2 separate regions of the Homo sapiens genome follow, and region 1 is linked to region 2. A link is an interaction called in ENCODE POLR2A ChIA-PET data of the cell type or tissue named here. Cell type or tissue: Panc1. All regions are shown on one strand.

The links. ChIA-PET counts read pairs that join two places held together with the same protein. Peaks named below come from ENCODE experiments on the same cell type or tissue, not always from the same donor. Only the 100,000 strongest peaks of a DNase experiment are listed, where the experiment ranks them.
Region 1: POLR2A ChIA-PET joins it to region 2 with 6 read pairs; 21 of 35 experiments call an interaction of 5 or more read pairs at or near these places.

Annotation. Positions count from the first base shown.
Region 1 is chr14:73,867,453-73,871,452 of GRCh38, reverse strand. The region is part of intron 3 of PTGR2 (prostaglandin reductase 2); the gene reads right to left. Among named protein-coding and RNA genes, the nearest start is that of ZNF410, 17 kb to the left of the region's middle. In Panc1, no CTCF peak of the experiment used is centred here; no DNase peak of the experiment used is centred here.
Region 2 is chr14:73,784,021-73,788,020 of GRCh38, reverse strand. It overlaps MIDEAS-AS1 (MIDEAS antisense RNA 1), which reads right to left and starts at 661. Exons shown (of 3, transcript NR_109995.1): 1 at 512-661. It also overlaps a transcript of MIDEAS not described here. RefSeq lists an enhancer at 1-36 and silencers at 387-446, 527-576, 627-1,216. In Panc1, no CTCF peak of the experiment used is centred here; DNase peaks (open chromatin) are centred at 2,000 and 2,300; H3K4me3 peaks cover 3,802 bases; H3K27ac peaks cover 3,701 bases.

The DNA.
Region 1 (4,000 bases), 83 kb before region 2:
ATAAAGGATATTACAAAGGATATAGATGAATAGCCAAATAAAAATAATAAAAATTTTTTAAAAAGACAAAAAAAGAACAAAAATTAAAAAAAAAAAAAAAAAAAAAAAAAAGATGAACAGCCAAATAGAAGAGATGCATGGGGTAAGTTATATGGGAAAAGGCGTGGAGTTTCCACACCCTCTCCAGGTGCACCACCCTACAGGAATCACCATGTGTTCAGCTATTTGGAAACTCCTCAATCAGGTCCTTTTGGGTTTTGATGAAGGCGTCATTATATAGACATGATTGATTAAACCACTGGCCATTGGTGATAAACTCAACCTTCACCTGCTGTCCCCTACCTGGAGGTAAGGTGGTAGGAATAAAAGTTCCAACCCTCTGATCATATGGTTGGTTGCCTTGGTAACCAGCCCCCATCCTGAGGCTATCCAGGAGCTCCCAACCACTTGTCATCTCATTAGAATACAAAAAGACACCTTGGAGATTCCAAGGGCTTTAGGAATTGTGTGCCAGCAAAGAGCAAGAAGACCAAATATTTCCTATTATAAATCACAATATCACACAAGTAATTCCCTATAGCTAAACAAATGATGTCAACAGAACAGAATGTTATTAACCACTAAAATAATAATATTTGAACTAGTTTTTCCATATAAAGTCACTTAAAGAATATGAAAGCACATCTGTAAACCCACCACTTTGGGAGGCTGAGGCAGGAGGATCGCTTGAGGCCAGGACTTTGAGACCAGACTGGCCAACACAGTAAGACACTCCTCTCTGTCAAATGAAAATAAAAATTTTAAAAAGAATAAAAAGAATATGAAAGCCAAGTTGTATATGCACATTAAGGATAATCATGTAAAATACTGTGTACACATAATGATTAATTTTAGTTGTGAATTTGGAATGATATAAAATCTCAATTATTTAATGTTTGTTAGACTCCCTTTTCCCTTTTAAAGCTGCTTAAGAGGTCTGGTGTGGTGGCTCATGTCTGTAATCCCAGCACTCTGGGAGGCCAAGGCGGGCAGATCACCTGAGGTCAGGAGTTTGAGACCAGCCTGGCCAACATGGCGAAACCCCATCTCTACTAAAAAATACAAAAATTAGCTGGGCGTGGTGGCAGGCATCTGTAATCCCAGCTATTCAGAAGGCTGAGGCAGGAGAATCACTTGAACCCGGGAGGCAGAGGTGGCAGTAAGCCAAGATTGTGCCACTGCACAGAGCAAGACTCTATCTCAAAAAAAAAAAAAAAAAAGGTTGCTTAAGATTTTTCTATTTTTTAGAGTTGGGGTCTTGCGTTGCTGCCCAAGCTGGACTTGAACTCATGGCTTCAAGCCATCCTCCCACCTCAAGTCTCCCAAGTAGCTGGAATTACAGGCCCAAGCCACCATGCCCAGCTGATTCTTTTTTTTTTTTCTCTCTGAGACGGAGTCTCTGTCACTCAAGCTGGAGTGCAGTGGAATGGCACAATCTCAGCTCAATGCAACCTCCGCCTCCCCGGCTCAAGCGATTCTCCTGCCTCAGCGTCCTGAGTAGCTGAGATAACAGGCACATGCCACCACGCCTGGCTAATTTTTGTAGTTTTCGTAGAGACGGTGTTTCACCATGTTGGCCAGGCTGGTCTCAAACTCCTGACCTCAAGTGATCCGCCCGCCTCAGCCTCCCAAAATGCTGGGATTACCAGCATGAGCCACCTCGCCCAGCCTGATTATTTTTTTTAAAGGAATGAGGCATAGAGAATGTCTAGTGAAAGTATCCCAAAGTGATTTTTCTTCCTTCCTTTATGCAATTAACATTTAATAAACATTATGCTAGTCACTGGAGATACAGTGATAAATACGAACTTTGTTTTCATAAACTTTTTTTTTTTTTTTTGAGGCACGGTCTCACTCTGTTGCCCAGGCTGGAGTGCAGTGGCATGATCACAGCTCACTACAGCTTCGACCTCCTGGGCTCAAGTGATCCTCCCACTTCCCGGGCTCAAGTGATCCTCCCACCTCCCGGGCTCAAGTGATCCTCCCGCCTCAGCCTCCAGAGTGGCTGGTGCACCTTAACACTCACCTAATTTCCTTTTTTTGGTATTGATGGCATCTTTCTGTGTTGCCCAGGATGGTTTCAAACTCCTGGGGTCAAGTGATCCTCCTGCCTCAGCCTCCCAGTGTGCTGGGATTATAAGTATGAGCCATGGCACCCAGCCCATAAGCTTACTTTTTACTAAGGAAGACAGATAATCTAATAACTACACAAATGTAATTATTACTTTCAATTGGGATAAATGCTGAATGTCAAGAGGAAAATATCAAAGAGAGGTCTGGACTAGTCTGAGGGTTCAGGGTGATTTACCAAAGGAAATCTCTTTAAAGCAGGCATCTAGGGAATAACAGGGATTACCAGGTAAAGGGAAAGGAGTGGGAAGAGGCTTTTAGATAGAGGGCCAACATGTATGAAGGCTTGCTTTAATATGTACCTGGGACTCTGTTTTAACCAGGTATGGTAAAATGATAGATACGAAGACAACTGCCTTGAAAGAAGAATTTCTTACAGTTGCCGAGAGGGGAGGGCACAATATGCCAAGAAGGGTCGCATGGGGAAGCACAAGAGTTGGTCAAGAGGGCAAAGGAGCAAGGAAGAGCATGGCCCAGAGTCTTCTTTTTTTTTTTTAAGGAAGAAGTATCTTTGGTTTCCACAGGAAAGAACGGGCAAGGCAGGGTAGGTAACCTTGAGTATATTACATGACAGCTTTAATAATGTCAGAGGGCTCTGATATACAGGGGTGGTTCTTAAGTTGTGCAGCATCTGGCCCTGAGGTGATTTAAGGCAGGGGAGTGTGAGTTAGATAGAGGAGGAGTTTAGGGATATGGGCTTTGGATTGGTTGGTTTGTATATGAATGGCAAGACTCAAATGCAAGTTGTTATCTCTAAAAATAAGCAAATCCTGCCAGGGACAGTTACTCTAGGATTCACAAGCCCCCTAAGATGTCAAAACATCCTAAAATACACTAAATTAAAAACATGATTCATACAAAGATTAAGCAGAAGGGGGCACTGATGTGTTACAAAAGACAGACATCCACTGAGGCAACAGTGTGAGGGTAATTGGCAGGCTTCTCTGAGCCTGGACAGGTAAAGGAGTCAGGTTATGTAGCTTCTTTTTTTTTTTGAGACAGAGTCTTGCTCTGTTGCCCAGGCTGGAGTGCAGTGGCGTGATCTCGGCTCACTGCAACCTCGGCCTCCCGGGCTCAAGTGATTTTCCTGCCTCAGCCTCCCAAGTAGCTGGGACTACAGGCATGTGCCACCACGCCTGGCTAATTTTTTTGTATTTTTAGTAGAGACGGGGTTTCACTATGTTGGCCAGGCTGGTGTCAAACTCCTGACCTCAGGTTATCCACCCACCTCGGCCTCCCAAAGTGCTAGGATTACAAGCGTGAGCCACCGTGCCTAGCCCAGGTTATGTAGCTTCTTAGACCATGTCAAGGCTGATTGGTCTCAATTCCAAAACTAATGGGAAGCCATTAAACCACTTTAAGCAAGGTGACACAATTAGTTGCTGTTATAAGAAGAATCACTCTGGCATTCTGGCTGCAGTGTGAAAAATGGCTTAAAGGGGCAAAGTGTGTATGCAAGGGTACCTACCCCATTAGGAAAGAAACAACGGTGATTCAGACTAGGTAGACTTCCCTGGAATTACTAAGACATGGACTGAATTGAGAGGTATTTAGGAGGTGGGATCCACAGGACCTGGTAGAGGCAAAATTCTCAAGACTGTGCTTTCTAGCATGAAATGAGTAAGTAGACAAAATATTTACTTCCCTGGAGGAAAAAGAGGTTTTTTGGTTTTTGTTTTTGCTTTGAAGTTGGGAGTGTTCGAAGTGAAGATCATTAATTCAATTTATATTATAATCCTAGTTGTTCCATCATTTTTCCTCCCCTAAAATCTTTTTTTTTTAAAGACAGAAAGAAATTAATGAACACCCAAATAAGTAGAAAGACATCATG
Region 2 (4,000 bases):
ACATTTATTTTGAGCAATGATAAATTTCAGGATTACTATTGCCTGAAGCTGCCCTTCTCAGGCCTCCACCCTACCCTCAAAGTCACTTTTGACCGGTGATGAAACACAGAATGCATCAGACTCTATTTTCTGTGAGTTGAGTGTAAAGAGGTGGAAATCGCGGGGGAGGATTAGAACAGAAACCATTCTGCAGCCCCAGCTTGGGCGTTGAAATAGCCCCCAGAAGTGTGATACGTGGTAAACGTCTTGCTCACTTATAACCCGTAGAAATGACGAGGGACATCATGCAGACTTTTAGAGAGAACGTGGGGACAGGGACCCTTGTTTTAAGGCCCACTTTAGGCATTAAGAACACATAGAGCACACTGCTTTCTGACATGACCCTTTTAGCCCCAACACCAAACGGAAAAACTTTTTCTTTCCCCTCCCCCACCGCTTTGTTTGTGTACTGGTGTTTACCCTGGAACCCCAGCTTTCCGGGGACCCTGAACCCCACCACCACCTTCCAGACCAGCCTGAGAGCAGGGGACTCCAGCGCGGGGCCCCGGATCGCACTTCGGCGCGGAAACGACGCGGCTGGAGCGAGGCTTCCCTCCCAGGGCGGGGGGTGCAGGCTAGGCGGCCGGCAGCGCAGGGCTGCCCGCTACCCCGCAGCCGAGGGCGCGCAGAGTGGGGAGACGGCGCCTGGGGCCAGGGGCGCGCGGAGCCGGGGGCGCGGGCGGGGCGGCTGGCTGCAGGGCCCTGCGCGCCACCGCGCGAGCCGCTGGGTCACAGCCCGGGCCGCACAGCCCGGGCCGCACCGCCCGCTCCGCGAGGAAGTGACGACTGCGCCGTCCCGAGAGCAACAAAGTTAGAGTCTGCGGGCCGCACTCGCCTGCGCCCCGCACCCCTCCGAGCAGCCCGGGGATCCAGCACGCAGGTAAGCCGCGGGCTCGGCGCCCCCTCCCGCCACCGGGCGCCGGCGTGGGGCTCGGAATCGTTCCGGGGCTCGGGCTGGGCCGCGCGGGCGCGGATGTGGCGGGCCGGGTTGGGCCGGGCGCTGGGGTGCCGGGGTGCTGCAGGGAGGGAGCTCGGCGGCCGGGGTCGGGGCGCCGGGCTGCGCCGGTGTTGTCGCCGCTTTGCCGCGGGACTTCAAACAGCAAGGGCTGCAGCGGGGCCAGCTCCAGGCGCCGTTGGCCTGAGGTAGGGTGGGGGGAAGGGGCTTTCCGGGGCCTACGTCTGCAGCCAGCCCTCCGCCCAGCGCCTCCATCCCTGCAGGCTGGGCGCAGCTCTCGGCCCCTGCCCGGTGCTTCCCTGGGAAATGACCTCTTCCTCTTCGCAGCCCTTGTCGAGGGCGCAGGAAGGAAGTTAAAGGAACTTTCCCCGGACTTTTATTTGCTTGGCCTTCCTGGGACGAAGAGCAGAGTAGCTCGGAAGTTTGGGAAAACAACCCTACGCATTTTCAGAAAACCAAACCGGAATTGTCCCCAAGCCCCCTTGAAATGAATCGCTCCTGACTCCCCCTTTACCCTTCCCAACCATGTCCCAAACCTGACAGTGATCGCTAAGGCCTAACACTTTGCAATTTAGCCATAAAAACTGTCAGCACACCCACGTACATATGTGAGTGTTTTCTATATAAAACTCAGAAACCCGCTTCCAGCGGACTCTGTGGCATCTCGTTCTTTTCTGTTTCCTAAAACTGCAAGGGCTGCAGGAATGTGCTGCAGGAACTTTGACGGTGGTTCCCGTCGCCCTCGGTAGCCTCGTGGCGCAGGGTTTTTTAAAGAACAGCTGAGAAGTTTGGGACATTCCTGCAGAGTAACTAGGGGCTGGCGGCCCGGGCCAGTGGCGAGACTGCAACTGTAGCGGCGGCGGCGGGGACACGTTGGTGTGTGCAGGAAAGTGCGTCCGAGCCGTGGAGACTCGAGATGGGGTGTCCTAGAGGTTGAATGGTGCAGTTCCTAGCAGCAGCTTCCTGCCGGCCTGTAATTACAGCGTGATTGCACAGTCAGGCATTGTTGGCGTGGATGTTTATACACAGGCTATTGTGCAAGACCTCGGTAGTGGCGAAGAAAACGCAGCTTTGCACTGCAAATGCCCAGGATAGATCTGGGTCTGAGCTGCAGTCTCCAAATTCTTTTTGCCCTTTAACCCTAGCTAGGTGATTTATTTCATTACCTCCCTCTCACTTTTGACGACTTGTCCAAAGCCTGAGATGTGGGGTGGACTCGGGAGGCCACTGCACTCCTATCTTAGGCAGCCTGAAAACTATCCCAGGAACTCTACCCTTATTTGTCTCCGGAGAAAATGTGGGATGACGTCAGTAGGAAAAGGAGATGGGAGATGGCTATCAACCTCTCTAAACGGGAAAGCTGTTTGAATTAGCAAAATTGCACGGGTGGCTGGGTTGGGGCTGAGTTGCAAAGAGGACTCGTCAGACCATGTGTGACTGAGCTGGCGTGCTAGACTTTAAGCCTGGAAGTGTCAGCTGCAGAAACTTAGTAGGTGGTAGGTCCTAATTCCTTTATTGTGCTGGGCAAAGAGGAAACGTGCAAGTGGTAGCACTTTTGTCTGTGCTGGTGGTCTGGGTCTGGGAGGGGCAGAGGAGTGACTCCTCCTTCTCCATAGGAACCCTAGGCCCACTTTCTTAGCAGGGACTGTGGCACAGACCAGAGCAGGGATCCTCCCATTTGCCATGCTGCCTTGCAGGAAGGGAGCCAAGCCTGCAAGTATGGAAAGAAGGCAAACAGTGTCTTGTTGAGGGCCTTACAGGGGTATAATTGTATAGAGAGATTTAAAACACAGTAAAAAAGGCGTGTATTGGATTTGTGCAGGGCCATCGTTTTCACATTCTAAATCTCAACCTGATAACTCCCTGTCCTAGGCAGAAGACGCTCATGGGGAGCACTCAGCCCAGCTACGTTGCTGTGTGGCTAGGTGGTACCACCTTATGCTGGGCATGGGCAGCCTCTCTGCTCAGAGTGGCAGGTACTGATGATTCCAGTGCACTGGAGTTTCTCCAATGCCTGGCCTTTCCAGCCAAGTATCTGAGCTTCACCTGGAGGAAAAATGCTGTTTTGCAGCCTTGTGCCAGGTGTGTGTCATGGGCACAGTGACCGTTTGTCAAACCAAAAGATTAGGGCACAGTCCCTGGCAGGTACCTGTGTGCTTCCAGAAACTCGAGGACAAACATGTAAAATCAGGACAGTTCTGGAAAGTCTGGCATGTATGGTTACAGTTGCCACAGGGGAATGAGGTTTGAGCAAAAGCAGCACTATGGTAGGAGTCACCACAGGTTGCACAACCCTCTTTTCTAGAGACATTTGGTTTTTACTGATCTTGACTGTGAAGGTCCTGGTTAGCTGGATCACCTGACCAGGACTGCCATAATGAAGGCCTGCTGGTGCCTGGCTGTAGTCTTGAGGGGCAGGAGAAGGGATCGTTCCCTTCTGATCCCAAAGCTTTGAGTTTGCAGTGCTTTGTGTTCGTGTAGAATTTACAGAGACTAAAAGTGCCCCAAAAGCCCTCCAGAGTGTAGCTGGGAGAGTGGAGGGGAGGGGCCTCTTGTAAAGGCCAGAGAAAGAAGGAAGCCAGGCTCCAGGGAGCTGCGGGAGCCACATGCAGGCCCCTCACCTTCAGTTCCCAATGGCAGATTTTTGTGCATAACTCAGGCCCTTTCCCTGGCTTGCTCAGCTTTGCCTCTGCATTCAGGGAGCTTGCCCCGAAGTTGTTACACAGAGACAGAATCATAACCCTGACTTCCTCCTTCACCTTACCTAAATGGTGGTTTTAACTTGAAGTTGCTGCCTAGTTCACGGCTCCTGAGCAGCCCTGGCTGCTGCCTCGCCATGCACAATTAGGAACAACAGTGAAAAAGCGCTGATTCAAAACTTGACAAGAGATTTTAAAACCAGTTTTATTGTTCTAAGAGGAAAAAATATTGGAGGTAATTAGGCAACCCAGCAACTCTGGCGGAAACCCCGAGGTGCCACTGAGAGAAGCCAATGCAGGAGTCTCC